Regions from separate parts of the Homo sapiens genome. Here all the other regions are linked to region 3. Evidence: chromatin loops called from intact Hi-C (ENCODE). Cell type or tissue: Calu3. All regions are shown on one strand.

Region 1 (8,000 bases), 320 kb before region 3:
TACCAAAATCAACTGTATTTCTCACACTAGCAATAAACAATCCAAAAATGAAATTCAGAAAATAGATCCATTTATAACAGCATCAAAAGCAGGAAAATTCTTGTGTATAAACTGAGCAATAGAAATGCAAGATTTGTACACTGAAGGCTATACAACATTATTGAAAGAAATTAATTACTTAAATAAATGGAAAGAAATATTGTCGTTGTAAACTGAAAGACTTATTAGTGTTAAGATGGCAATATACCCCATATTTTTCCACAGAGTCACAAACCATATCAAAACCCCAGCTTCCTTTTCTGCTGAAATTGACAAGCTGTTCTTAAAATTCATGCAGAATTGCTGGGGCCACTGTAAAGGCAAAAAAATTTTTTTCTTTCTTTGCTTTTTTTTTTTTTTTTTGTGGTGGTGTCTCACAAAAAGAGACAGTGGCACGATCTTGGCTCACTGCAACTTCTACCTCCCGGGTTCAAGCGATTCTCCTGCTTTAGCCTGTCGAGTAGCTGGGATTACAGGCAACAGCCACCATGCCCAACTAATTTTTTATTTTTAGTAGAGATGTAGTTTCACCTTGTTGGCCAGGCTGGTCTCGAACTCCTGACTTCAAGTGATCCACTTGCCTCAGCCTCCCAAAGTGCTGGGATTACAGGCACGAGCCACCATGCCTCGTAAAACAATCTTGAAAAAGAACAAAGTTGAAGGCGTCATACATCCTGATTTTAAACCTTAATACAAATCTACCATAAACAAAAGTTTGTGTTGTTGTCATATGGATAGGCATATAAATCAACAGAATGCAGTTGATATTTCATAAATACACCCTTATATTTATCATCACTTGACTTTAACTATGATGGGAAAACTATTCAAGGGGAAGTACAGACTTCTCAGTAAAAGGTACTGTGCCAACTAATAGTCACATGCAAAATAATCAATCTAGACCCATACTTCACAACATTCGTTAAGAGAAAAAAATCTCAAAACAAATTAAAGACATAAAGGTAAGATATAAATCTATAAAATTTGTATAAGAAAAAATAGGTCTAAGTATTTGTGACCTTAATTAGGCAACGATTTCGTGGATATAAAACCAAAAGCAGAGCAACAAAAAAATACATAAATTGGACTTAATAAAATTTGTCCTTTAAAGTATACTATCAAGAAAGCAAAATGTTAACCCATAGAGTGAAAAAAATTCCAATCACATATCTGATAAAGGACTTTTATTAAGAATGTATAAATACTTCTACTCCTCAATAATAAAATGATAAATATTTCAATCAGAATACACAAAGGGTTTGAATGAACATTACTCTAAAGAAGAGATATTAATAGAAATAGCCAATAAGCATATGAAAAGATGTTCAGTATCATTAGTCATAAGGACATTGAAAGTTAAAGTCACAAGGTACCACTATATACCTGGATGGTTCTAATTTTAAAAAGTCAGAAGATAATAAATATTTGCAGAAGATATGGAAAAATCAGGGCTCTCAAACATCCTTATAGAAACGTCAAATGGTACAGCCACTTTAGAACACAGTTTGTTCCTCAAGAATTTATACTTAGAGTTGCCATACAAAGTGACAATCCTACTCCTATGTATACACCAAAGATAACTGAAAATATACATCAGTATAAAAATATGCATGATATTCATAACATCATTATTGATAATAACCAAAAAGTGGAAACTATTAAAATGTCTCTCAATTGATGAATGTATTGTATAAAGACACGTAGTATATCTAGACAATGGGAAATTATCTAGCCATAAAAAGGAATCAGGTACTAATACATGCTACAAAGTAGGTGAACCTTGAAAAAAAAATGCTAAGTAAAACAAGTCACACAAAAAAGACCACATATTATATGTTTCTTCTTATATGAAATGTCCAGAGTAGACAAATCCATAAAGATACAAGTATACTAGTTTTTGACTGGGGCTTAAGGGAGGAGGGGACAATGAGTGATCATTAATTAGTTTGGGGTTTTATTTGAGTGATAAAAAATATTCTGAAATCAGATATTGGTGATGGTTACACAATTTTGTGAATATACTAAAAACCACTGAATTTGTACACTTTAAAAGAATGAATGTTATTGAATGTTATAGTACGTGAATTGTCTCCCAATTAACACATATATGCATACACACTCACACAGTTCCATTGAAATATGGCTACACACCTATTAAAATGACTAACATTTTTAAAATATAAAAATGGACAATAAATATGACAGCAAAGAAGAAGAACAATGGAAATATTCATTTGTTGCTAGTTGGAAAATAACAAGATACGGCCATTCTTTAAATGCAGATTGGTGTTTCTTTTAAATCTAAATACAATCCCACTCCTAGGTATTTTCTCAAAAGAAATAAAAACTATGTTCATACAGAAAACTGTAAACAAATATTTATATAATCTTTATTCATAATCACCCCAGTTTGAAAGCAATCAAAATGCTGTTCAATTGGTGAATTGATAATCAAACAGTAATACAGCTATTTAATATTACTCAGCAATAAAAAAATGTGTTACTGACACCCACCACAATGCAGATAAATCTAAATGCAGTATGCTAAGGGAAAGAAATCAGACTCAAAAAACTGCTCTGTGATATTATTGAAATGATATTCTGGAATAGATCAGTGGGGATATGGTTTGACTAAAAGGACAAAAGATTTAAGGGGACATTGGAATTAGTCTATATCTTGACCTTGGTGATATTTAGACAAAAGTGTTTTTAACAACTCATAGAACTGACAAGGAGTTTGCATTTTACTGTATATAAAATATTGGTTAAGGTTTCAGTCGCTTCCAAGATGGCCGAATAGGAACAGCTCCGGTCTGCAGCTCCCAGCGAGATTGATGCAGAAGACAGGTGATTTCTGCATTTCCAACTAAGGTACCTAGCTCATCTCACTGGGACTGGTTGGACAGTGGATGCAGCCCACGGAGGGTAAGCCGAAGCAGGACGTGGTGTCGCCTCACCTGGGAAGCACAAGGAGTTGGGGGATTTCCCTTTCCTAGCCAAGGGAAGCCGTGACAAACTGTACCTGGAGAAACGATACACTCTCACCCAAATACTGTGCTTTTCGACTGTCTTAGCAACTAGCAGACCAGGATATTCCCTCCCGTGCCTGGCTTGGTGGGTCCCACACCCACAAAGCCTTGCTCACTGCTAGTGCAGCAGTCTGAGATTGACCTGCAATGCTGCAGCCTGGCTGGGGGAGGGGCGTCTGCCAATGCTGAAGCTTGAATAAGTAAACAAAGAGGCTGGGAAGCTCAAACTGGGTGGAGCCCACAGCAACTCAGCAAGGCCTACTGCCTCTATAGACTCCACCTCTGTGAGCAGGGCATAGCTGAACACAAGGCAGAAGACAACTTCTGCAGACTTAAACATCCCTGTCTGACAGCTCTGAAGACAGCAGTGTTTCTCTCAGCACAGTTTTTGAGCTCTGAGAATGGACAGACTGACTCCTCAACTGGGTCCCTGACACACGTGTAGCCTGACTGGGAGACACCTCCCAGTAGAGGTCAACAGACACCTCATACAGATGGGTTCCCCACTGGGACAAAACTTGCAGAAGAAGGACCAGGTAGCAATATTTACTGTTCTGCAATATTGGCTGTTTTGTAGCCTTCTCTGGTGATAGCCAGGCAAATAGGTTCTGGAGTGGACCTCCAGCACACTCCAACAGACTTGCAGCTGAGGGGCCTGACTGTTAGAAGGAAAACTAACAAACAAAAAGGAATAGCATCAACATCAACAAAAAGGACATCCACACCAAAACCCCATCTGTAAGTCACCAGCATCAAAGACCGATGTGGGCAGGAAGCCACCTAGGTGCCAAGGCAAGAGACTAAATTCACAAGCTGTTCCAGTATAATAAAGAGACTGAAGGCACAAGCTGTTCCAGTATAATAAAGTGACTGAAGGCACAAGCTGTTCCAGTATAATAAAGAAAATACTTAAGAATAGTTATATTAGACATAGAATATAGAGATGATTATATATGAATATTATCAATCATTAATTTGTAGCATTACTCTTTATTCCAATGTTATAATAATCTCTGTTCTACAATTATAACCTAGGAAAATCCAGGCCATACACAGATAGGAGCTGAAGGGACATGGTGAGAAGTGACCAGAAAAGAGCGTAAGCCCTCTGTCATGCCTGGACAGGGCCACTAGAGGTCTCCTTGGTCTAGCAGTAACGCCAGTGCCTGGGAAGGCACCCTTTACTTGGCAGACCTCGGTCTAGCAGTAGCACCAGTGTCTGGGAAGGTACCGGTTACTTAGCAGACCAGGAAAGGGAATCTCCCTTTCCCCAGGGGGAGTTAGAGAAGACTCTGCTCCATCACCTCTTGTGGAAGGCCTGATATCAGTCAAGCCCACCTGCAGCCATCCAGAGACCTAAACGTCTCCCTGTGATGCTGTGCTTCAGCGGTCACACTCCTTGTCCACTTTCATGTTCCGCCCTGTACACCTGGCTCTACCTTCTAGATAGTAGTAGCAGAATTAGCAAAAGCATTAAAGTCTTTGATCTCTCCAAGAAATGAATAGAAGAAATAATGACATAAGCTGTCCCCTCTCTCTCTCTGCCTCAGCTACCAAACAGGGAAGGGACTCTGTCTGGTGGACACGTGACTCGTGTGACCTTACCTATCATTGGAGATGACTCACAATCCTTACCCTGCCCCCTTGTCTTGTATCCAATAAATAACAACACAGCCAGGCATTCAGGGCTACTACTGGTCTCCGCATCTTGGTGGTAGTGGTCCCCCAGGCCCAGCTATCTTTTCTTCTATTTCTTTGTCTTGTGTCTTTATTTCTATGATCTCTCGTTGCCGCACATGAGGAGAAAAACCCACAGGCCCTGTAGGGCTGGTCCCTACAGATCAAAGGTAGATAAAAACACAAAGATAGGGAAAAATCAGAGCAGAAAAGCTGAAAATTCTAAAAGCCAGAGCACCTCTTCTCCTCCAAAGGATCGCAGCTGCTCGCCAGCAATGGAACAAAGCTGGACGGAGAACGACTTTGATGAGCTGACAGAAATAGGCTTCAGAAGGTCAGTACTAACAAACTTCTCTGAGCTAAAACAGCATGTTCTAACCCATCATGAGGAAGCTAAAAACCTTAAAAAAAGGTTAGACAAATGGCTAAAACTAGAATAAACAGTGTAGAGAAGACCTTAAATGACCTGATGGAGCTGAAAACCACAGCACAAGAACTTTGTGATGCATGGAAAGCTTCAATAGCCAATTCGATCAAGTGGAAGAAAGGGTATCAGTAATTGAAGATAAAATTAATGAAATAAAGTGAGAAGACAAGATTAGAGAAAAAAGAGTAAACAGAAATGACCAAAGCCTCCAGGAAATATGAGACTATGTGAAAAGATCAAATCTACGTCTGATTGGTGTATCTGAAAGTGATAGGGAGAATGGAACCAAGTTAGAAAACACCCTTCAGGATATTATCCAGGAGAACTTCCCCAACTTAGCAAGGCAAGCCAACATTCAAATTCAGGAAATACAGAAAACACCACAAAGATACTCCTTGAGAAGAACAACTCCAGGACACATAATTGTCAGATTCACCAAGGTTGAAATGAAGGAAAAAATGTTAAGGGCAGCCAGAGAGAAAGGTTGAGTTACCCACACAGGGAAGCCCATCAGACTAACAGTGGATCTCTTGGCAGAAACCCTACAAGCCAGAAGAGAGTGGGGGCCAATATTCAACATTCTTAAAAAAAAGAATTTTCAACACAGAATTGCATATCCGGCCAAACTAAGCTTCATAAGTGAAAGAGAAATAAAATCCTTTACAGACAAGCAAATGCTGAGAGATTTTGTCACCGTGAAGCCTGCTTTACAAGAGCTCCTGAAGGAAGCACTAAACATGCAAAGGAACAACCAGTACCAGCTAGTACAAAAACATGCCAAATTGTAAAGACCATTGATGCTAGGAAGAAACTGCATCAATTAACGGGCAAAATAACCAGCTATCATCATAATGAAAGGATCAAAATCACACATAACAATATTAACCTTAAATGTAAATGGGCTAAATGCCTCAATTAAAAGACACAGACTGGCAAATTGGATAAAGAGTCAAGACCCATCAGTGTGCTGTATTCAGGAGACACATCTCACGTGCAGAGACACACATAGGCTCAAAATAAAGGTATGGAGGAAGATCTACCAAGCAAATGGAAAGCAAAGAAAAGCAGGGTTTGCAATCCTAGTCTCTGATAAAACAGGCTTTAAACCAACAAAGATCAAAAGAGACAAAGAAGGTCGTTACATAATGGTAAAGGGACTGATTCAACCAGAAGAGCTAACTATCCTAAATATATATGCCCAATATAGGAGCACCCAGATTCATAAAGCAAGTCCTTAGAGATCTACAAAGAGACTTAGACTCCCACACAATAATTATGGGAGACTTTAACACCCCACTGTCAATATTATAGAGATCAAAGAGACAGAAAGTTAACAAGGATATCCAGGACTTGAACTCAGCTCTGGACCAAGTGTACCTAATAGACATCTGCAGCACTCTCCACCCCAAATCAACAGAATATACATTCTTCTCAGCACCACATCACACTTATTCTAAAATTGCCCACCTAATTGGAAGTAAAACACTCCTCAGCAAATGTAAAAGAACAGAAATCACAACAAACTGTCTCTCAGATCACAGTGGAATCAAATTAGAACTCAGGATTAAGAAGCTCACTCAAAACCACCCAAGTACATGGAAACAGAACAATCTGCTCCTGAATGAATATTGGGTAAATAATGAAATTAAGGCAGATATAAAGATGTTCTCTGAAACCAATGAGAACAAAGACACAATGTACCAGAGTCTCTGGGACGCACTTAGAGCAGTGTGTAGAGGGAAATTTATAGCACTAAATGCCCACAAGAGAAAGCAAGAAAAATCTAAAATTGACACTCTAACATCACAATTAAAAGAACTAGAGAAGCAAGAGCAAATAAATTCAAAAACTAGCAGAAGGCAAGAAATAACTAAGATGAGAGCAGAACTGAAGGAGATAGAGACACAAAAAATCCTTCAAAAAAATCAATGAATCCAAGAGCTGGTTTTGTGAAAAGATGAACAAAATAGATAGACTGCCAGCAAGACTAATAAAGAAGAAAAGAGAGAAGAATCAAATAGATGTAATAAAAATGATAAAGGGGATATCACCACCAATCCCACAAAAATACAAACTACCATCAGAGAATATTATAAACACCTCTACGCAAATAAACTAGAAAATCTAGAAGAAATGGATAAATTCCTGGACACATACACTCTCCCAAGACTAAACCAGGAAGAAGTTGAATCTCTGAATAGACCAATAACAGGCTCTGACATTGCGTCAATAATTAACGGCCTACCAACCAAAAAAAGTCCAGGATCAGAGGGATTCACAGCCGAATTCTACCAGTGGTACAAAGAGGAGCTGGTACCATTCCTTCTGAAATGATTCCAATCAATAGAAAGAGAGTGAATCCTCTGCAACTCATTTAATGATCCCAGCTTCATCCTGATACCAAAGCCTAGCAGAGACACACACAAAAAAAGAGAATTTTAGACCAATATCCCTGATGAACATCTATGTGATAATCCTCAGTAAAATACTGGCAAACCGAATCCAGCAACACATCAAAAAGCTTATCCACCACGATCAAGTTGGCTTCATCCCTGGGATGGCAGGCTGGTTTAACATACGCAAATCAATAAATGTAATCCATCACATAAAGAGAACCAATGACAAAAACAACATGATTATCTCAATAGACGCAGAAAAGGCCTTTGATAAAATTCAACAGCCTGTCATGCAAAAAAACTCTCAGTAAACTAGGTATTGATGGAACATATCTAAAAATAGTAAGAGCTATTTATGACAGACCCACAGCCAATATCATACTGAATGGGCAAAAACTGGAAGCATTCCCTTTGAAAACTGGCACAAGACAA
Region 2 (8,000 bases), 650 kb after region 3:
AACCCTAGAAGAACACCTAGCCAATACCATTCAGGACATAGGCATGGGCAAGGACTTCATGTCTAAAACACCAAAAGCAATGGCAACAAAAGTCAAAATTGACAAATGGGATCTAATTGAACTAAAGAGCAGAATTCTGCACAGCAAAAGAAACTACCATCAGAGTGAACAGGCAACCTACAAAATGGGAGAAAATTTTTGCAATCTACTCACCTGTCAAAGGGCTAATATCCAGAATCTACAATGAACTCAAACAAATTTACAAGAAAAAAACAACCCCATCAAAAAGTGGGTGAAGGATATGAACAGACACTTCTCAAAAGAAGACATTTATGCAGCCAAAAGACACATGAAAAAATGCTCATCAGAACTGGCCCTCAGAGAAATGCAAATCAAAACCACAATGAGATACCATCTCACACCAGTTAGAATGGCAATCATTAAAAAGTCAGGAAACAACAGGTGCTGGAGAGGATGTGGAGAAATAGGAACACTTTTACACTGTTGGTGGGACTGTAAACTAGTTCAACCATTGTGGAAGTCAGTGTGGCGATTCCTCAGGGATCTAGAACTAGAAATACCATTTGACCCAGCAATCCCATTACTGGGTATATGCCCAAAGGATTATAAATCATGCTGCTATAAAGACACATGCACACGTATGTTTATTGCGGCACTATTCACAATAGCGAAGACTTGGAACCTAGCCAAATGTCCAACAATGATAGACTGGATTAAGAAAATGTGGCACATATACACCATGGAATACTATGCAGCCATAAAAAATGATGAGTTCATGTCCTTTGTAGGGACATGGATGAAGCTAGAAACCATTATTCTCAGCAAACTCTCACAAGGACAAAAAACCAAACACTGCATGTTCTCACTCATAGGTGGGAATTGAACAATGAGGACACATGGACACAGGAAGGGGAACATCACACACTGGGGACTGTTGTGGGGTGGCGCGAGGGATAGCATTAGGAGATATACCTAATGTTAAATGATGAGTTAATGGGTGCAGCACACCAACATGGCACATGTATACATATGTAACTAATCTGCACATTGTGCACATGTACCGTAAAACTTAAAGTATAATAAAAAAAAGAAATAAACACAGTTTATAAGATGAGGACTTGTCCTATCATGTATCCATCACTAAGTTATTTTACTTGATACAAAGGTGACCAATAAATATTTGTTTAACAATCTACTTATTCAAAATGGCACTCATCTTTTAATGTATAAATTTCCTAAGAAATAAGGTATTCTGACTTGGTTTTTTCCTGCCATACATGTATGTTATACATCACTACAGCAAGTGGCTCAAGTGGACTGCCTAATAGTCTTATCATCTGAAAATCTCTGATTGTCACTAAAAAAACTACTGCATTGGAGTAATAAGTAATTCATCACCTCTAATCTCAATTAAGTAATCTAAATAGACTCTCAAGTTGTTGTTGGAATCAATAAGCCATAAAAATAATAACATGGATATTTACCTTAAGTTGTTTCTATTTTGTTTTACAGTAAAAATTCTTTGTAGAAATACATGTTAGAATTCATTGTTTAAAGTTCATCTTTAAACTGATCAAGTATCTACTTGTTACATTAGGTCCCAAGTAATATACTGTAAGCATATATAGGTCAATACACTTTGTAAATTTCTGCAGCCAAAATATTCACTCTAATCCAAGCCTTTCAAATGGATTCTATTGCTCACAAATCTAGAAAAGACAAGAAATCAAATTTCTTTTCTTCTTAAATGACATCACAACTCAAAGACCTCTACGTTCTAATAATTCTTCACTAACAATTTTCTTCTTTTTCTAAGAATAAGAAATTATATACCAAAGAAAGATTCAAAGTTCCCTGCTTCTTCTAAATATTCAAGACAAATAAAAATATGCAAGATGAATGGAAAAAATAAAATCAATACCAAGATTTAATAGTATCAATTCATTCAGTCCGTATTGGTAGGTAAGGAAGGACTGTGAAAACCTCTTTCCACTTGCTCTTAACTCTCAGCAGAAAATGGAAACAAATTTTACAATAGAGACGTAACCACAACCAAATGTATTTTATATATTTCAGAGAAGCAATATGGAATAGTTGGGTTAAATGTGTCTCTGATGTCAGACTTTCCGGGTTTGAATGCCAGCTCTGCCTCTCTTTAGCACAGTAATGCTGGATAATTTACTAACCCTATCTGTGTTTCAATTTCCTCATATGTAAGATAGGAATAATAACAGAACCTGCCTCATAGATATGTTAGGAGGAGGTACTCCATGTAAATCACTTGGCATAGTACCTGGTACATATTAAGCAACACTTGATAAGCATTAGCTAAATGTAAATTGCAATTGCCTTTTAAGTTTTAATATCCCTATTTAAAAAAAAATAGTTGATTGCTTTTACTAACTAAGCCAGAAAAGGGAGTACTTTTTAAAAATTTAAAAACCTATCATTTTCTCTCAATGAATCAATACATGGACAAAAGGTAGATGTCAAAATGAACCTAAATGAGGAGAAGGGCAAAATAACAAAACAGTTCATGAAAAAAAAATAAGTACTAGGCCAGTCAACGGTCGCTCACACCTGTAATCCCAGCACTTTGGGAGGCTGAGGCAGGCAGATTACCTGAGGTCAGGAGTTCGAGGGCAGTCTGGCCAATGTGGTAAAACTCCATTTCTATTAAAAATACAAAAATTAGGCCGGGTATGGAGGCTCACGCCTGTAATCCCAGCACTTTGGGAGGTCAAGGCAGGTGGATCACCTGAGGTTGGGGGTTCAAGACCAGCCTGACCAACATGGAGAAACCCTGTCTCTACTAAAAATACAAAATCAGCTGGGCATGGTGGCACATGCCTGTAATCCCAGCTACTTGGTAGGCTGAAGCAGGAGAATTGCTTGAACCAGGAAGGCAGAGGTTGCCTTGAGCCGAGATCATGCCATTGCACTCCACTCTGGGGAACAAAAGCAAAACTCTGTCTCAAAAAAAAAAAAAAAAACCCAGCCATGTTGGTGGCCGGCGCCTGTAATCCCAGCTACACAGGAGGCTGAGGCAGGAGAATCGCTTGAACCTGGGAGGCAGAGGTTGCAGTGAGCCGAGGTCACACCATTGCACTCTAGCCTGGGCAACAAGAGTGAAACTCTGTCTCCAAATAAATAAATACATACATACATACATACATACTAACTCACTGGGAAACATTCCTGATTCGGCCTAATTGCCTTGCCTTTGACATCCTACCGGTCAAACCAGTCAGTGACCTGAATTAAGCCCAGCTGTTTGGCCCACATTACCATGCTAATGGCACCTGGGATCTAATTTACATCTGCGTGTCTTCACTGTTTGCTTCTTAAGTAAATACATCTGGGAAAGTTCTATACCTACAAACAAGCTTCCCACCAATCTTGTTTCCTTGCCTATAAAGGATTTTGCAAAGATTGCAGTAAACTTCTCTTACAAAATGTCTCATAACAAGTACAGAGGTGTCAACAGCACTCTCATTATAAAAAGAACTCTGATTTAACAGATGAAAGTGTTAAGAAGGCATTCTATTAGTGACATCCATTAATCTTAGGTTAAAGTGTATATTTTGGCAGTTTATTTTCTCTGCTTTAAGTGAACAATTAGTTTAATCAAAGTCATTTGTGAAACAGTTTGATTTTTCTTAATTAATGTCTGCTAAATTTACTTATAATAGACACACTCTGTTGCTAGAACCAAAACAGATATATTGCATGGTTATTAATTTCCAGTTAGCACTGTACAAAATTATTGAGTTGGAATATTTTCTGCCAATGTAGTTTTATTATTTTTTTTTCAAATGAATAATGTGGGAATGTAACTGGCACACCCATCCAATGAATGTAGTAGTTTTTCAGTGCCTGTCAACTTGAAGACAGTGCTTCCTTCATGAGACTCCAGAGAAAATTTAGCAAGATTAGGAGACACACAATGTAACTACAGTATACTTTTTTCTTTTACACATTCTGTACACAATAGTGACATCTTCTGGTTGACTGGAATATAGATGTTTGGGCCAACGCTTTGAAACCATGTCTTAACTCCTTTTCTAATCAAAACATGCTTTGCTTGCCTAAAGATACTATGGGAAATATCCCTGAATCAGTAGTAAATCATCTTTTAATAGATACCATCAAAATTCCAATTTAAGTTTTTTAGAATAAAACATAATAAAAGAACATACTTATTTTTTTCAAAACAAATTTATGACTGGTTAATTGATGAAATTAACTGACCTTAAAAATTCACTTGACACAATAAACAAGTCTGGTTTTTAAGCATCTGCTATGGAAATTTCACTTTCTAGGAAATTTAGTGACCACTGAAATAAATAATAAAAAAGAGAAAATTTCACCAAAATGATATTTTCAAGTCATTTCTAGTGAGCAGTGAGAGAGATTTGGTGGTCTGGGAGGAGGATGAGCCTAATGCTAGTGATATTCCTTTCCTCTCTGACTTTTTTCATAAAATTCTATCTATTCCTATGCAGAGCATCGTGGTCCCTGGGGATGCTTTAAGGGTGCTGTTCTTAGTGCTAAACTCTCATTTCACCTATGCAACCCTCTCCTAGTACAGGCAGCCAACCCAGAGCAGCACTGCATTCAGACTGGTTGTGGTGATTTCAACCCCAGGGTCCCAGGATAGCAATCTCTTCCATGAGGACTGAGCCAGGCACTGGCAGCTAAATATAAAATACTTATCTTATGATCCCTTTCCCCAGACTATAGGGGAAGGGTGACCTCAGTAATTTCAAGGTGATTTTCTTGAACCTCTCTTACTACAAAAGATGGAGGGTACTACATATACTTGTCATAAATCAATTAAGTATAATAAATACCAGAGAATTCTAACCAAAGACTAATGCAAACTTAACTTCCTATTAGAAATTATTCGTTAAAAACAAGAGGAATATTTAAGAGAAATAGAATATTGTTCCATCAGTCATTAATACAATGAAACAATAAGCATTATAAATTCCCATAATGCAATTTTAAAAGATAATTTAATCTTATAGAAATATAATCTTGGCCGGGCTGATTATAAAAATATAATCAGCACTTTGGGAGGCTGAGGCAGGCAGATCACCTGAGGTCAGGAGTTAGAGACCAGCCTGACTAACATGGAGAAACCTCGTCTCTACTAAAAATATAAAATTAGCCAGGCATGGTGGCTCATGCCTGTAATTCCAGCTACTCAGGAGGCTGAGGCAGGAGGATCACTTGGATCCGGGAGGCAGAGGTTGCAGTGAGCTGAGATCACGACATTGCACTCCAGCCTGGGCAACAAGAGCAAAACTCCATCTCAAAATATATATATATAAAATCTTATAAAGAAAATATATGTTATTTAACTGGTTTAAATAACAATAAATCAGAGAAGCTTATAATTAAAATTATACTAACTATATTTATCCTATCTTGTGGATCAGCTAGTATCTCTTTTAGTAATGACAGCTCTTCACAATCTAGTTATTGTATGTCTAAATGGATATTTGTAAAGAACAAATCGTGAAGATTTTTAATATGAGAAAATATACTGAAGGGAGGAGGAGCACTGCTAGGAAATATATATATATATATATATAAAATATGTATGTGTAAGTATATACACTACATTCTTCTTTAGAGTTAGAAATTGAGGCATCTATGTTTTCTGAAATTACAAATCAAATTGACTAAAGAAACAAGCTATAAATGTTTAATTATCTTTTAAATAATGCATAAAGTATATGATTAATAAGAATTTACTATTACCTTTAAAATTATATACTGAATATGTTTCCAAATTTATAAAAAGTATTCACTCTCAAAAGTCATAGAGATAAGGGCTAAATACAGTGGCTCACACTTGTAATCTCAGCACTTTGGGAGGCCAAGGCAAGTGGATTGCTTGAGCTTTGGAGTTCAAGACCAGCCTAGGCAATATGGTGAAACCCGTCTCTACAAAAAACACAAAAATTAGCTGGGCATGGTAGTGTGCACCTGCAATCCCAGCTACTTGGGAAGCTGAAGTGGGAGGATGGCCTGAGATCGGGAGGTTGAGACTACTGTAAGCCGAGATCGGGCCACTGTGCTCCAGCCTGGGTGACAGAGTGAGAACCTGTCTTAAAATAAAAAGTAATAGAGATCAGCAATTTATTCATTTCCTTACCTAGTCTATAAAAGCAACACAAGTTGTTTCTGATATTGTTATTGCATTATTACTCAGATTTCTAATCTCAGTTTTTAAAAGATATTCTCAATGCAAAGAAATAAATAAGCCTCATAAAATAGCTGTGCCTACCATAGACATTTTTTCAAAAAGAAATTTAAAAAGTCCTCGACATGCATGGTAGTAAAATAAACAAACTATAAATTTATGAATCATTATCTGGTTGATAATAAAAATATCATTATGTACCATGTAAGAAATGCAGAAAATATAAGTTTTGCTTTTAGGTAAATGTATGCAGTCAATTAGCAATTTTACTAAAAAAAATAGGTAAAGGAAATACTAATATTGATTCATTTTATAATTTATAAGAGTTGGAATTAATCAATCAAAGCTACAACATTGAATTCACCTGTACCATGATCTACCTAAACAATTGTATCAACCAAAATAACACATAAGTGATCTAATATCATAAAAACCAAAAATAATCAATTTACATGATTATCAAGAATGCCATTCTAAGATAGCTTCTATGCACTATGATTTGCAATAGCTGTTTCTCTCAAAAGATTAAGTTTATTTTCAAAATAAGAATGCTAAATTTTAAAGATTTTTATACTTTCCAAGTTCTTTGCAAAGTTTAATGTAGTTCCAACCAAAACCACAATGGTATTTTATTTTACTTTATTTAAACATTATCACTCTGTTTTTTTAAATTAACGTTAAAAAATTAATTAATAAACTTTCTGAATATGTATAGTACTTTAGTAAATTTAAAACACTTACTAAAGTACAGTACATATAAAATGAACCAATCACAAGTATTTAACTGCTTTAGCTATACATTTTTAGCCTCACAATTCTAAGAATTTCATAACTCTTTTTCTTAGTTCTATTTTAAAGCAAAGATCATTTAATAGCATTGACCTTGAGACAGTATACTCCACATGGAATTAATTTGGGGGATTTATTGAACCTTTCTTTGTGACCTAGTTTATTATAAAATTTTATAAATATCACATGTGCTTGGAAAGAATATTTCTCCCTCTCCTTGCTGGGTATAAATTTATATATAAGCAAAAGCATGTTATCTGTATTAATTTCTTGCTTACTGCTCTTAGTATCAAATTCTGAGAGGAACATATTAAAATCTCCACCTATATTTGTTGTTTATTTAGTTCTTTCTATAGTTCTGTCAGTTTTTGCTTTACTTACTAGATTGTTGCCTGTGAATATGTTCACAACTATACAATATTTCTTTGTATATATGTAATGTTTTTGCCATGAATTCCATTTTGTCTGAAATTAAACTTACAACCCCTATTTTCTTGATGCAAATCGCCTGATTATTTTATTTTTAAATTTTGTTCATAATTTTGCAGTCATTGTATGCCTGCAAAATTTTTTAAATCCAATCTCAGATTTTCTTCTTGTTAGTTAAGCCCAGATCTAAGCAAAGGTGGCTGATAGAAGAAACTGGAGCAGACCAATGGGAACTTCCTATAGAGAGTGTTACCTTTTGTTTTCCCATGGATTAGTCACCTCTAGCATATAAATTTAATTTTCCCCTACCGACCCTGTAACACTCTTTAATTACACCAACCCTTCTGGCTAAACTGTTGAAAATAAATGTATAGTAAAGAGTTATAGAGTGGTATGTTACTGGATTATCAATGCTCACGATTTTTTTCTTAGTAACCAGCACAGTGTAAAGGTGGTTCCACAAGGAGATGATAGCTGTAGGAAAGACTATCTTACCATGAGGAAAGCCAAAAAGTGGGCAACTCAATAACACAATTAAAAACAAAAA
Region 3 (8,000 bases):
TTTGAGCTAAGGGGACAGAGAAGGAAGGACAGAATAAAGGAAGCCTAATGACCTTAGATTTTACAGGACAAAACTATAGATCTACTTGACTGGAAAAGTACAATATCTTTCAAGAAAAGGGAAGAAATGTGCCATTATTCACAATAAGCAGTATATAGAAACAATCTAAGTGTTCAACAACAGATGAGTGGATAAATAATTATTTTGTATATATAGTACTCAGCCTTAGAAAAACAAGGACATTGCTATTTTTGACAACATGGATGAACCTTAAGAGAATTATGCTAAGTGAAGTAAGTTAGTCTCACAACTTACTTCACTTACCTTACTTCGCATTATCTCACATATATGTGAAATCTAAAAATACTGAACTCATAGAAACAGAGTAAAATGGGGACCTCAGGGGCAGAGTCAGTGGTGGGGAACAGGATTGGGGAGATGTTGGTCAAAAGTTACAAAACTTCAGTTAGACAGGAGGAATAACTTTAACAGATCTACTGAACAACATAATTACTATATTAATAACAATATGTGTATTCTTGAAAAGCGCTAAGAGAATGGATTGTAAGTGTTCTCACCACAAAAATCTGTGAGTTAATACATATGTTAATTAACTTGATTTAACCATTCCACAATGTACAGATATTTAAAAACATCATGTGGTACACAATAAACATACACAATTTTATCTGTCAATTAAAAACAGGGCTAGCTCAGTCTCTAATCAGTGAAACACTGTTTCACATTACATTTATCCTTTATATACTAAGCACAGAAAGCATAGCACTGGGGCATTTTTATTCTTAGGCCAGGGATTGACAGAAATAAAAGTCAAGATAGTAAACATTTTAGGTTTTGTGGGCCATCTAGTCTTGTGTCACAAGTACCCAACTCTGTCATGGCAGTGTGAAAGCAATTATAAACAAAAACAGGTGTTTGGCTGGCCAGATTTGGCCTGTCAACCATAGTGCATTGACCCTTGTTTTAGACTCAATGTTTGAGGATTACCATCAAAATAATTTGAATGACTTGCTCTGTGAAGCCTGACTAAAAATAATAACATTAATGGTATAGTGGGAATAAACGTGCATATGAACGTCCCCAAATCTCACAGTATAAAAGTTGATTCCTTCAGCAGCTTATAAAGAGGACAAGTACTTTGTTCAACCTTTCCCACACATACATAGAACTACAAACTGTTTATTATCTCATTATATTTATATAAAAATAATCATTATATATTTGAGAAAATCTACAGCATAAAAGATTAAAAAATAGTAAAAAATAGCCAGGTGCAGTGGCTCACACCTGTAACCCCATCACTTTGGGAGGCCAAGGTGCGCGGATTACCTGAGGTCGGGAGTTCGAGACCACTCTGACTAACATAGAGACACCCCATCTCTACTACAAATACAAAATTAGCCCGTTGTGGTGGTCCATGCCTGTAATCCCAGCTACTCAGGAGGCTGAGGCAGGAGAAGGGCTTGAACCCGGGAGGCGGAGGTTGCAGTTAACTGAGATCACACCATTGCACTCCAGCCTGGGCAATAAGAGCGAAACTCTTTAAAAAAAATTATATATATATATATAGTATATCATATATATATTTACTGTATATATTATATGTATATATAGTAAAAGATAAGAAAGCTTGACATCAAGGAAAGAGATACTTTGGCAACAGAGTGAAATTTAAAATAAATTTATTTGGCATTTTATTTTTTTATTTTTTTAAATCTGGCATTTTAAAGAACATATTGCAACCATAAAAAGTCAGAATTCTATAGTAATAAACTAGAAATAGAACAAAATACATTTGAGTATTACTAATTGTTGCTTAAGTTCAAAAAATAAACGTCTAAAATATAAAAATTTTTAAATTATCACAGAATTCACAAAAAGCACATATACTATGAAAGAAAATTTAAAAGACAGAAGATCCACTCAAAAAAAGAGAATAAAGAAAATGGAGTTAAACAAAATTTTAAATAGAAAATATGAGAAAATTAATCAAAGCTAGAGGAAACGTGTTTACATGGAGAGGGTTCACTGAATAACACTTAAATTTAAAAAATAAAATTATTTTAACCTTAGAATTCTGAGGTAAATTATCATTCAAGTGTGATGGTGAAATAAAGTTTCTGGGATTGAAAAATGTATTACCTATATAACCTCTATTAGGAAATTATTTTAAAATACACTTTTGAAAATAGGGAAGTAAACCAATGAGAGAAAACAGGGGATAGAACCTAACAGAGGTGACGTCCATGAAGGTCAACAAAACCAATGTGGGAGAAGAATTAGGGACTGCAATCTTTAAGAAGTATGGTGATTTAATAGAAGAGTCAAAATCACTTAGACCACGAAAGCTTTTCATAAATACAGTAAAAACAATTGATGGGGTCTGAAAAGAAAATAAAGTTTTACATAGAACCTTTTTTTAACAGGCATTGTTATAACAACAGTGCACTCATAGATAATTAAATCCTATGTCAGCAAATTCATTGTAAAGTAAGATTGTTGATAATAATTGCACAGAAGCTACATTTTGATTTTCAATGTTTAGTGCCATAATACAAATTATGGTAGACTTAAAGTATAATAATACAAAGTAGATTCCATGGAAGACATGATCCTATTTCACTGTAATATGGGAGAAATATTGTGGAAATTTAGTGACAAATTGAGATTATGGTTACTGTTTGTATTATATATGTGCAATATATGACTGTTGAGGCTTCCTGACAAATTAACATGCCTTTTGGCATATTCTGCTATGTGGTGAAATGCTTTTGACTCATAATTAAAGACTAGTGTCTACATATCTCCTTTGATAAAATCTACCTGACAAAGCATTACAGCAACAATATTAGTTGAAGTTTAAAGTGCTTATAAATCTCTTTAAATATTTTTTACACTTGTCCTATCAATAAACATAACTTTTTAGTTAAAAATACACATTTATATCCAAAGTATAGTCTTAAATCCTTCCCCAGTACATTCCTCTAATTACTGTAGTTTTCCTGCCTACATTTTGTTATCTATAAACTAATGATTGGTTTGTCATTAACAGGAGAGTAATTGCAACAGTGTTTTTTTTTGGCATTTCTTCTTCCAAGCATATCAGGATCAGCATACATGTTTTTTCATTAGCTCACAGCACAAATGGTTGACAGTTTAGGGATTTGTACAGCAGTTCTTGCTAAATTTCATTATTTGATCCGTCTTGATGAAGGAAAGGTTGTTATACGACTGTGCTGACAAACTGACAAACCTTGCTTCTGCTCTTACAACTTTTTAAACATCATGGTTAATATTCATCTAGTGTTCCTCAACTGTGTGCCACAGGAGGGCATACCATTCACATACAGTTAACTGAGAAATCATGGTGATGATTCAGACAAATATTGGAAGTGATATGCTGATGGTAGCAGTCTATGATTTGACCCAGATTAAGAAAAGTATATGTCGTTTTTCCTCTCATGCAATGTATGTTTATGGAGAAAGCATTTAGTTATTTGTCACAGTATTTTTCACTGTCTACTACATTTCTGTTGTATTTAATTTTATTTTTCTATTTTATCACTTTAAATATGCTATCATGGTAATTTCATATTGAAATACAAAAATAATGAAGCTTATTAAACAAAATCCTGGTAAAATATTTACATAACAGAAATGAAAATTGAATAATCCCATGATATTTGTTTAGATCCACCTATCCTACATATGCAAGTAGACATAACGAGGGGGTAAAATTTCTGCATTTAGATCTCAGCAACATTTGAATCATTTTTAAGTAATCATTTCATAAGATTGACAGTTTTCCTAAAGGTAGACTGTGTTGCCTTCATTGTGCTTTGAAAAAAAAGTATAAAAGTGAGGAAATAATAAATACTAAATGTCAATGCAAGATGAGTTATTGCAAAAGTTTTGCAAACTTTTGACCCTGATTATCATTAATTCTGATTTTGAATTTCAGTTTAAGTTTATTGTTCTTATTCTACCATTCTTTTTTTACAAGGGATTTTAAATAATAACATATAGCAACTCACTTTCTCATGTTTGTAGAAATCAAAAATTATTTACATATGTATTTACTCACTGAGGGTGGTTCTTCAAAATTTTAAACAATTAAATTTATAAATGTTCTAATACTGGTGTTTTTAATATATTATTTTTATTTTTTAATATTGGATTTCTTTTCATACATGGTTTTGTGTCAAAAAACAAACTTTATTTGAACTACAATGCTATAGTAAAAAGTTCATTTTTTTACTTTAGTCAGTTTTATTATCAATTTTGCATTTTTTTAATTGAGCTGAATCTTAAAAGGTAGGTTAAAAATTGTGCAGGAAGAGCAAAAGAGAAAAACCTTTCAGTGGAAAAAACAGATGAATGTCAAGTACAGATGTATATAAAGGATAAAACTGAATGAAACATATGTTCAGAATCGGAATAAGATTTTTTTCCATAATTTATCCATTTTCATATGTATATATGTATCATTTCTAATTCTATGTTGTTATCAGATTGGATGACTTATTTGCCTATTTCCCTTTTCTTTATAGCTATTTTTGTTACTCATACATAGCATAGCTCCTACTACACTAATTATATTTTAATTCTGAATTATTGGGAAGGCACTCTCCTAGGCACTAGAAAAATAGCACAAATGTAAAAGTCAAAAATACATTATTCTCATTTTCAAGTTGCTTACGATCTAACCAGTGGGGTAATTGGCTACTTTCTCTACTACTGATTCTTGGCACTTGCTGGGTTCTTCCAGTCCCATTTGTTCTTTAAAGCCAGTGATCTGTAGCCTCAGTTTGAATCAGAGAAGATCTTTAAAATAGATACTCAAAACAGTGATGATTGAATGGTACAACTATTTACAACAGGCATTTCCTCTCTTGTCAGAGTTAATGAAGGCATTGTGAGCAGCAGTTTTTGGACTGTCTACCAAGGATAATTTCATTCTTCTATAAATGTTTAAAATGTAACATAAAAAGTTAAAGCTAAGTAAGTGAATGAAACTAATGTTTTTGTATGGATTACACTTATTTTAATATATAATGAACACATTTTTGTTATATATAATTAATTAGCCACACATATCACTTTTATTTCAAGTCAAGGAAAAACAGGTAACTTCTTATTAAGGATTGGTTGTTTTATAGCCAATCATTCCACATGCAACCTGTTGGGGAGGCAAAATATTCTCAACCCAATATTGGAATAGCCAGATACATCATGAAAATATTATACTCTAAATAATTTGGAGAAAATATTTATAGGTCATTTTCAATTTTCCATGAGCTTTTGTTCCTCATAGAGCTCCGTCACATCTTTGTACACACAGCCTCTGTTGACCCAAAATAAGTGGGTTGCTTGCATCTGCTCTAGTCTCTTCTGTGCATATGCACAGTTTCTGGTCAACCCAGGATAATGGGCATGGCTTATCAATTTCTCTACACCTATCTCACTCCTAGAACTGCCTCTTAAATTCCTCAGCTAGTCCTTTGGTCTATTATTTGAGCCAACAGAACGACCCTAGCTGGCAGGGTCAGTAGCCCTCCCGTTTGCTTGCCACTAAGATCACCACTTCAAGTGATACTTCTCCAAATCAGGTAAACCTCTCCCGACAGCAGCAGCAAAACAGCTGGTTTCACACCCTGCCCTACCTTATGTAACTACCAGGTTGCCAAAGTCAGGTGGGGATGGGAGCCACTGTTTACGGGAATTTCATAAGTAACCTAGATTTCACTAGAGACTTAATAGGCAGCTAAATGGTACAGAAATCATGCAATCTATAGCTCCCCTTTGAAATTAGATGTAACTGTAAACATATTTCCATTTTATCCAAAGGCAAATGAAAATTAAAATTATATAAGAATAAGTAAATTTTCATAAAATGTGTGGAAATGAATCGGCCACTCACTAGCTATATGTTCTTAGCACAGAGTCCAACCTGCTATCTCTTTGTCTGTAAAATGGCATCAATGCAACCACATGGCTATACAATCCATTTAAGACAGTATTTATTTAAAGTATTCCATAATATCAAACTGGAAACTATAAAATCTTCACAGAGAGTGTCTTCTCCTAACTTTCGTTCTATCATCTTCACACTTTTCAAGTTGTGCATCATGACAATAAAACTTCAATAAAAGTCTGATCAATAGTATTTATAGTTCCTTGTAAATCCTATAAACTGTAGATTTACCTTACTTCTCTACATTGCTTTTTTATTTTTTAAAGAATTACCATTATTATTATTATTATTTGAGGGGCAGAGTTTCACTCTTGTTGCCCAGGCTGGAATGCAATGGTGCGATCTCGGCTCACTGCAACCTCCGCCTCTCAGGTTCAAGCAATTCTCCTGCCTCAGCCTCCTGAGTAGCTGGGATTACAGCCTCCTGCCACCACACCTGGCTTATTTTTTTGTTTGTTTGTTTGTTTGTTTTTTGTATTTCTAGCAGAGACAAGGTTTCTCCATATTGGCCAGGCTGGTCTCAAAACTCCTGACCTCAGATGAACCGCCCGCCTCAGCCTCCCAAAGCGTTGGGATTACAGGCATGAGCCACCGCGCCCAGCCTTAAAGAATTATTTTTTAAATGTATGAACTATATGCCAACAAATTTGAAAACCTAGAAGAAATGGATACAGTCTTTTATATTGTTTTTAATTAAATACGTAATATCACAGGAAGAAAATCTCAAAGATAAATAGAACTTCCATTATGTTCCAAAGGCCATTTTCCATCTATATTTTACTTAAAACATTTTCTCACTCATAGGTGGGAATTGAACAATGAGATCACATGGACACAGGAAGGGGAACATCACACTCTGGGGACTGTTGTGGGGTGGGGGGAGGGGGGAGGGGGGAGGGATAGCATTGGGAGATATACCTAATGCTAGATGACGAGTTAGTGGGTGCAGCGCACCAGCATGACACATGTATACATATGTAACTAACCTGCACAATGTGCACATGTACCCTAAAACTTAAAGTATAATAATAAAAGAAAAAAAAACATTTTCTGATTATGTAAAGAACAGATTTTTATAATAGAAAATTTGGAAACTGCAGAAAACAATTGAAAATAAATATCTAAAACAATACATCCAAAATAGCAATTATTAACATGAAGCCTTCTTCTATGGTGGTAAAACACACATAACATGATATCTACACTCTTAATAAATATTTAAAGAAACAGTGCAGTATCTTAACCATAAGCACAATGGTGTATAGCAGATCACTAGGAGATTTCATTCTGTATGACTGAAGTTTTATACATATTGAATAGCAACTCCCTATTTCTCCCTTTGCCAAGTCCTTGGCAACCACCATTCTACTTTCTGCTTCCATAAGTTTGAATAATTTAGATACTGTATATAAATAAAATCACTCAGTATTTGCACTTCTGTGATTGCCTTATTTCATTTGTGGTAATGTCCTCAAGATTTATCTATGTTGTAGTATATGACAGTATTTACTTGTTTTTATGACTGAATAACATCCAGTGTATGTGTAGAGCAGGACTTGAGATTCAGGCATCTTGGTTTTCCATGTTGTAGAGGGTATATGTCTTGGGTCTACTTGACTTCTATAATCCTGTGTATTCATCCATTTTCACACTGCTGATGAAGACATACCTGAAACTGGACAATTTACAAAAGAAAGAGGTTTACTGGACTTACAGTTTTATGTGACTGGGGAGACCTCACATATCATGGCAGAAGGTGAAAGGCATATTTCACATGGTGGCAGACAAGAGAAGAGAGCTTGTACAAGGAAACTCCCATTTTTAAAACCACCAGATCTCGTGAGACTCATTCACTATCACAAGAACAACACAGGAAAGACCCACCCCCGTAATTCAGTCACCTCCCATTGGGTACCTCCCATGACATGTGGGAATTGTGGGAGTTACAATTCAAGATGTGATTTAGGTGGGGACACAGGCAAACCATATCATCCTGTGAGCCTAT
Region 4 (8,000 bases), 850 kb after region 3:
AAATTAACTTTTTTACTATTTAAAGTCGGTAGCTCCATATTAAGAAGAGGAAGCATAAATACTGAATGAAGCATACATATTTGAAACATTTACATTAGGCTTCAGAACATTTTCACCAATGTTCTATGGAACAATGGACATATTCTATGTTCAATGGACACACTCACCTTGATTCTATCTTTGATTTGTTTTACAATTCTGCAAGGCCTCTAAGTAATGGAACGTTACAGGTTTCAATAACCAGTTACATGGTGATGATACTCAAGTCTATATTCAGTTCCAGGTCTGTATTTTCCAGTATTGAACAGCTCCTTTTGTATATTCCACAAATACCTCAAAATCAGCCATCTTCTAAATAAATTTATTATTTTATACCAAAAATAAGATTCCCTATGTACAGTAGAGTATATAACCAGCTACGTGGTTAGTAGCACCATCATCTAACTAGTCACTTGAGCAAGAAAGCTAGTAGTTATCTGAGATTCCCTCCTCGCCATTATATTACCATTTTCAATTAGTTAATGAGACTAGAGGATTTTCCAAACTCAATTTACCTCTCCTTCCCTCCCTCTTCTTTATTCACCTTCCACTGCTTTAGTTCAACTCCTCACTTACACAAATTTAGTATCCTCCCTACCTCCCATCTTCTTCTCTAACTCAACCTCTTCTCTGCTGTCAGAGTAATGTTTCTGTAACAGAAATTAAACTACGTCATTCCTCTACTTAAAATTCTGTAATGGCTCCTTATTTCTGATAAAATAAGATCCTTAGTATATAAGGCCCTTCTACTACCTACTACCTTGTCCTCAAAGACAGTAATTCTATCTTAACATTATTATATCTGCAGCCCAACTCTTTAACAAGGTTACTGTTAGGTAAGCCCATTTCTTTAACAAGCTTACTGTTGGTACCTGCTTTCTAGCCACAACTCCCATCACCCTTTCTGCCTCACATGATGCACATCATTTTTCTAGCAGGACTAAATCATCTGCCAGTGCCAGAGTACATAAATCTATCTCAAGCTGTGACTTTTCACAGGCTGGTCCTTTTCCTGCTGTTACAGGTTTCTTTTTACAATTCATGCTCCAAGACTCAGTAAAATGTTCCTACATGGTTTCATGCCTTATTTCCTATTTTTTTGGATTTTTTTCCAAAATTTCCAACTTTTCAAGACAAAATTAACTATTGCCTCTTCTGTATTCCTGTTGCCCTTTGTAGATTTATTATTATTATATTTGTTATAAGTATTTTATCAACATAATTCATTTGATTATGATAACACTTATAATATTGCTGTAACTGCTCAGGTTTTTAACACCACTCCTAGATATTGAACCTTCAAAGTTCAGGGTTCTATTCATTTTTATATCTCCAGCATCCATCACAGTCTGGCTCCCAGGAAGTGAACTTAATAAAGGTCTGTTGAATAAATATATCAACATGAGACAAAAATAATATCATTAAGTAATTGGTTGTTACTTTAAATGTTCTCCTCTGAAAAGACATTATGATTAGGGTGTGTGATCATTAGGCTACATCCAAATTAATCTTGGAGATGATCATTGTTGTCATATGTTTATATGCAATCAAAACATTATGGTTATTAAGTTGCTTTTGTCTTTTTCATATCGGAGAGACAAATTTCAACTTTGTCAGGATTTTTTTGTACACCACACCATGCACTTTGCAGCATGGAATATTCTTTTTCAACCTCTAATAGCAAGGGGTAAGGAGGTGGACATAAGAAAGGCTAACTTGGTATGAATGGATCTTGGGACAATTATGCCTCTCTGCATGGCTTCGTTAACAGGACCCTCGACATTTTGCTCATGATCCATTTATCAGACTGTAATTTCTAGTATTCACTTTCTTCCTTCATGAAAATCCAAACTGTTTATCTTTAGGTGCTTACCTTAAAAACAAAAGTTGCTCAGGCTGGGTGTGGCGGCACACTCCTTTTTTGGAGGAGCATTTTGGGAGGCAAGGTGGGCAGATTGCTTGAGTCCAGGAGTTTGAGACCAGCCTGGGAAACATGGAGAAACCCCGTCCCTACAAAAAAAAAAAAAAAAAAAAAAGTTAGTCAGCCTGGTGGCATGCATCTGTGATCCCAGCTACTCAGGAGCCTGATGTGGAAGAAACACCTGAGCCTGGGAAGTCGAGGCTGCAGTGAATCGTGATTGCACCACTGCACCTCCAGCCTGGGCGATGGAGTAAGACCCTATCACTAAATAAATAAATAAACTAAATTTTTTTTAAGTTGCTAATCAAATAGGATTGGACCACAAACCCATGAGTGAGCCCAGCTAGCATTAAGTAGACCCAACCAGCCTACGCATACATTCATAAGCAAAAAATCACTGCATATTTTATGTCATTTTGTGGTTTTATGTTATTTTGTGGTTGCTTATTTCATAGCATTATTGTGGCAATGGATAGCTGAAACAGAATTCTAGTTCAGAAAGTCTCCAATTAAAATATACCAGTAACAGGTAGTTGTGAGAGTTTGCCAGCCCTTTAGTATCCATTTATAGCAATCTTTGGAGAGATGTAGATTTGCCTTCTCTTCTCCCACTGATGGGAGACCAGGCACAGTAGGCAATATAAAAAGAATTAGACCTGAATGTCTGGAAACCAAAGTTTTAGCTGTGGCTGTACTACTAGGTAATAGGGGCCTCAGACAAGTTAAAATAAGATAATATTAAGATTACAGTTGTTCCCAAATCTGACTATAAAAGTACTGGAGAAATTTTCCGGTGACATTGTTTTTGACATAAATTCCCAGTAGTTCCGAGGTGGTACTAGAAAAAAGCTTTTAAAAGTTGGTTATCTGCAAGATTAGGGGTCTCAAATCCTCAGTTGTATTTGCAAGTTATTTTTACGGGTCATTCCAGATTATTTTTTATCATTCTTTTCTTTGGTGAGCTATTGGTATGAATAAAATTACTTAGAAAATAAGTGGTGCATTAACACCAAAAAATGAATAAAGCCCCTCTCTAATGATGAATTAACCACTCCAATGTGAAAAGGTCTATGTATTTTCTAAGTAAAATGGTGTTTACAATCTACAGTCTGGTTGTGGTAGGCAGAATTCTAAGATTTCCAGTCCCTGGTGTATACAAACACCTTCTCTCATTCAATCAAACACTAATCTAGGTGCTAGTGTGAAAGCATTTTATAGATGTAATTAAGCTCCCAAATCAGTTGACCTTAAAGTAGAAAGATTACAATCGCAGAGAGTCTGGCCTAATCACACGAGCCCTAAAAAGGAAACAGGTTCTTCCTGATAAAAGAGATTCAAAGCATCAGAGGACTCCACGTCAGGGAGATTATCTGATGCTGGCTTTGAATATAGAGGGGGCCACAGGGCAAAGAATGCAGGTGGCCTCTAGGAGTGGAAAGCAGCCCCTAGATGACTGTCAGCAAGGAAATGTGGACCTCAGTACTACAACCACAAGAAATTAAATCTTGCCACAACCACATGAGCTCCAGACAAGAAGACAGCTAAAAAAAATCTTGATTTTAGCTTTCTGGGACCTTCAGCTAAGCCATGGTCAGACTTCTGACCTATAGCAGTGTGGGATAATAAAATGGCTGTTTCTTCAAGCAGTAAAGTTTGTGGAAATTTGTTGTACAACATTACAAACCTAACACACTAATATAAAGGGTTCTGTATTTGAATTTTGGAATTTAGGAAAGCTGAGTTCCTGGATCCATTACTGTAATTGATTAGATAGCCTAAAACAAGGCAATGGCTTTCCTTAATGCCTTCCCTTAGCCTGTAGAATCCCATAACAAAGCAGCTTAATATTACACAAAGTAATATATTCAGAATTTAAATACGTCCTTAAAACAAATGTAGAAATAAAATATTCACTTTGCTTTGCTTTTCTTACATTGTGAAGAATCCCTCCTATCTGTCATAAAAATGACTTGATTTTAATTAGGAGTCTAACAAAAAAAGTAACTATGATATTCCAAAAAAAACTCAGTCATCAGTTCTGGCAAACATTCTGTTAATAAATGATGTTATTAGTATTTTATGTATTTAATTTTAATGATTCTGAAATAATTATCGATATTATAATTTATTATTTAAGTCTACTATTCTATAAGTAAATCTAGGTTAATCTGGCAGAAACCACTGCTCTGAACTCAGTGGAAAAAAAGGAGAGAGAGAAATCTATTCAGTTTACCTTGAAAAATTCTCTGAGCAATCTCTTTAAAGCACACGTACAAAAATTAGAATTTAGAATTTAACAATTCAGAATTTCAGCGATTTTCATTTAGAATTTCAGCAATTTACATTCTTTTAATAATTGCTTCAGTGATGATGTTATTAAAATAAAGTACCTGCATTTGCCATGATGAAGTATCAACACAAGTCATTTGTTTTACAAAAGGTATTGGCTGCCATCTCTTGGACTGTGTGAGCATTGTGCTTCAAAAAGAATAAACAAACCCTCAGCCTTTGAAAAAATTTCTTCACAAAAGAAATCAAAAAAAGGTGTGAATAGTTGAGCAGCAAACAAATATTAATTGTATGTATTTGATTATTTCACTTAGAAACATGACTTACATATGTGGTTAATTTTTCTTGGATGTGTTTTTAAAAGGTGTATTCAAACAGGAGGCAAATAAATGTATACATTATCCTAATTTTAGATTTTATGTTTTTATTTAAAACATTATTTGCACAGTTTCACTTAATGATTTTTCCATCTTATTCTATAGTTATGGCTACAACACTAGTCACTTCTCTCTTTAATATATGAGTTAAGATGCCAAGTCTGATTCCTTTCTTCTGAACCTAATTGACAGTACAAATCCTTCAGAGATAAATAATTATGGTTTCTCACTAGAATCAAGTTTATTTTCATCTTACAGATATCATGTGGTTGAAACTAATAGGACAAAGAGAACGCTTAATTATTGATATAAAACTAAACTACACTCATTTTACGGAAGTTAGTGATAAAAACTCACATTTCAATCTTCTCTCCATTCATGATTGATTCTGTATGGCATCTGTACATACTTTTTAAAATTCTATAAATTAATGATTTTCTAAAAGAAGAAAGTATTTGAGAAGACTCAGTCTCTAAATATATATTTAATTTTACCTATAAGATACCTAACGTGAAAGACTATAAAAGTAAAAACCAAAAAAATTAAAAACAAAGGCAGTTTTTCTGTCATATAAAAGGAAATTGTATCACAACCTACAAATAACCAAATGTAAATTAAATAAGTCTGTTTTTATAGTAATAACTGTGAATAAATGCAAACATCATACTCCCATCAGAGCTCACTATGTATGTGAGAAGTAGAAACCTCCCTTGGCAATTAGTAGATTGCAGTAATAGTGTGCAGTTTTGTAATAGAACATTTTGTTACTTTTTAAAACTTTGGGTTTCTATTTTTAATATGTTCTATTAAACAATTTGAGATAGTAAAAAGAAAACCATTTAATTGCTTCTGAGGTTGTGAAAACTCCTTGGGTATTTGAAATGATCTAACTTTAAAATAATTATTATTATGTTGTTAAGAATTGAGTGTTCATGTAATTCACAATTATTTGCCTTCTCACCAGGCAGATCATCTAGGATGAAATTACAGAAAAATTAAGGAATGGTGTGTCAGATATACAAGTAGTTTTGAATTCAAATTTGATTATTTAAGTAGTAAAATTCACATTGCTTAATTTCTTAATTATCTAGGCAAAAACTTCAAGTGAAATACCAAATATGTGGAAAGTAGAAAATATGTGAATACAAAGAGAATCCTAACTCTTGTCACCAAGAAAAGAACAGTGTTGATGTTGCTGGTTTAGAGCTGTAAAGTTGTGACACCTGGTGGATATTGTTGAAAAGGCACGTGATACAGCAAAAGAAACTATTGACAAAGTAAACAGACAACCTACAGAGTAGGAGAAAATATTTGCAAACTATGCATCTGACAAATCTATAAGTAACTTAAAACAAATTTAGAAGAGAAAAATAACCCCTTAAATAGTGGGCAAAGGACATGAACAGACACTTCTCAAAAGAAGACATACATGCAGCCAATGAGCACATGAAGAAAAGCTCAACATCACTGGTCATTAGAGAAATACAAATCAAAACCACAATGAGATACCATCTCATACCGGTCAGATGGCTATTATTAAAAAGTCAAAAAATAACAGATGCTGGCAAGGTTGTGGAGAAAAGGGAACATTTATACACTGTTGGTGGGAGTGTAAATTAATTCAACCATTGTGGAAAACAGTATGGCAATTCCTTAAGAGCTAAAAGGAGAACTACCATTCCACCCAGCAATCCCATTACTGGGTATATACCAGAGGAATATAAATCATTCTATCATAAAGACACACGCTCATTAATGTTCACTGCAGCACTATTCACAATAGCAAAGACATGCAATCAACCTAAATGCCCATCAATCACAGATTGGATAAAGAAAATATGGTATATACACACCTTGGAATACTATGCAGCCATAAAAAAGAATGAGATAATGTCTTTTGTGGGAAAATAGATGGAGCTGGAGGCTATTATCCTTAGCAAACTAATGCAGAAACAGAAAACCAAATACTGCATGTTCTCACTTATAAGTGGGAGCTAAATGATAAGGACTTATGAACACAAAGAAAGAAACAACAGACACTGGGATCTACTTGATGGGAGAGGGTGTAAGAAGGGGAAGGAGCAGAAAAGATAACTACTGGGTACTGGTTTAATACCCGAGTGATGAAGTAATATGCACAACAAACCCCTGTGACACATGTTTACCTATGTAACAAACCTTCACTTGTATCCCAAAACCTAAAATAAAAGTTAAAAAAAGAGAAAAGGCATGTGATAGCCATGTGCAGTTAAATTCAGCAGCCAAGAGCCCCCTGTGGCCATTGAGCACTTGAGGTGCAGCCAGCCAAAATGGAGATGTGGTATTCAAAGACCTTGTATTAAAAATATATATATATAATATCTAATAATGTTTTATATTGGTTACATGTTGAGATGATAATATTCTGGCTATATTTATTAAATAAAATATATTAAAATTGATTTCACCTGTTGCTCTCTTACTTTTTCTTATTTGGCTACTAAAAATTTTAAAGTTATATATGTGGTTCACATTTGTGGTTTATATTTCTATTGGATAGTGCTGTGATAAAATCTAAGGCTTAAATACTATTAAGGTATAAAATTTCTCAGCGTCTTTGTTAGAATAGGAAAAAATGTATGTAATGTATGATTAACATATGGTAGACAACATTTTAACATGGCTTCCACTGGTCCACATCCTTTTATACCTCCCCACTGGGGTAGGCAGTTTCTGTGAATAGAATGGGATATCATTCCCTTCAATCAGGGTATATTGTATGGCAAAGATAAAGGGATTTCTGCAGATGTAATTAAGGTTTCTAATTAGTTGACTTTGAGTTAATCAAAAGGGAGATTATGCTGGATGGCCTGGCCTAATCAGATGATTTCTTAAAAGACACTCAAAGCAGCAGCAGACACTCACCTATTGGCCTATAAGAAGCAAACTGCCATGTTGTAGGGAAAGCCACGGCCTCCCAAAATGCTGGTGGTAGTACAGGTTTGAGCCGTCTAACCCAGCTGGTTTCTTCTCTTGACCAGGGATTGCAAAGATGCACACCTAGGCTTCCCTCAATTGCGTATTGTAATTATAGGGTGTTACACATCTCATTTTTGTTATACCTGCCTGTGTCTGCTGATATTAGGTCAATTGATCTGTTTTCTCATATCCTTGCATTTTGGATTCTTATTTTTGGAAGAGGCCTTTTTTCCCTTAAATTAGTTTTTACTATGTCAACACATTTCCAAAATACTATAAGACCTACTTTTCTTTAAATTAATTTCTTGTTACCCTAAAGCAGAGTTAGTTGTTCTTGGCACTATAGTTTCAGAACACTTTGCAGAGTTCTGTTACAGAATTTACCATGTTGTATAGTAACTACTTCATGTCTAGAT

Evidence for each region. Peaks named below come from ENCODE experiments on the same cell type or tissue, not always from the same donor. Only the 100,000 strongest peaks of a DNase experiment are listed, where the experiment ranks them.
Region 1: a loop joins it to region 3, with 2.6 times the contacts of the local background. A loop is called at or near these places in 4 of 110 quality-filtered maps.
Region 2: it touches region 3 in a loop (14-fold over the local background); 14 of 110 quality-filtered maps call a loop at or near these places.
Region 4: a loop joins it to region 3, with 10 times the contacts of the local background. A loop is called at or near these places in 7 of 110 quality-filtered maps.

The regions. Positions count from the first base shown.
Region 1 is chr2:185,287,030-185,295,029 of GRCh38, forward strand. No RefSeq gene overlaps it. Among named protein-coding and RNA genes, the nearest start is that of FSIP2, 450 kb to the right of the region's middle. In Calu3, a CTCF peak has its summit at 4,216 (motif pointing right); a DNase peak (open chromatin) is centred at 4,212.
Region 2 is chr2:186,252,727-186,260,726 of GRCh38, forward strand. No RefSeq gene overlaps it. Among named protein-coding and RNA genes, the nearest start is that of LINC01473, 170 kb to the left of the region's middle. RefSeq lists an enhancer at 2,960-3,616. In Calu3, a CTCF peak has its summit at 4,014 (motif pointing left); no DNase peak of the experiment used is centred here.
Region 3 is chr2:185,605,652-185,613,651 of GRCh38, forward strand. No RefSeq gene overlaps it. Among named protein-coding and RNA genes, the nearest start is that of FSIP2, 130 kb to the right of the region's middle. In Calu3, no CTCF peak of the experiment used is centred here; a DNase peak (open chromatin) is centred at 3,340.
Region 4 is chr2:186,454,803-186,462,802 of GRCh38, forward strand. It overlaps LOC105373785 (a long non-coding RNA gene), which reads right to left. Exons shown (of 2, transcript XR_001739147.3): 2 at 1,200-2,049. Among named protein-coding and RNA genes, the nearest start is that of ZC3H15, 27 kb to the right of the region's middle. In Calu3, CTCF peaks have their summits at 4,469 and 5,900 (motif pointing left); no DNase peak of the experiment used is centred here.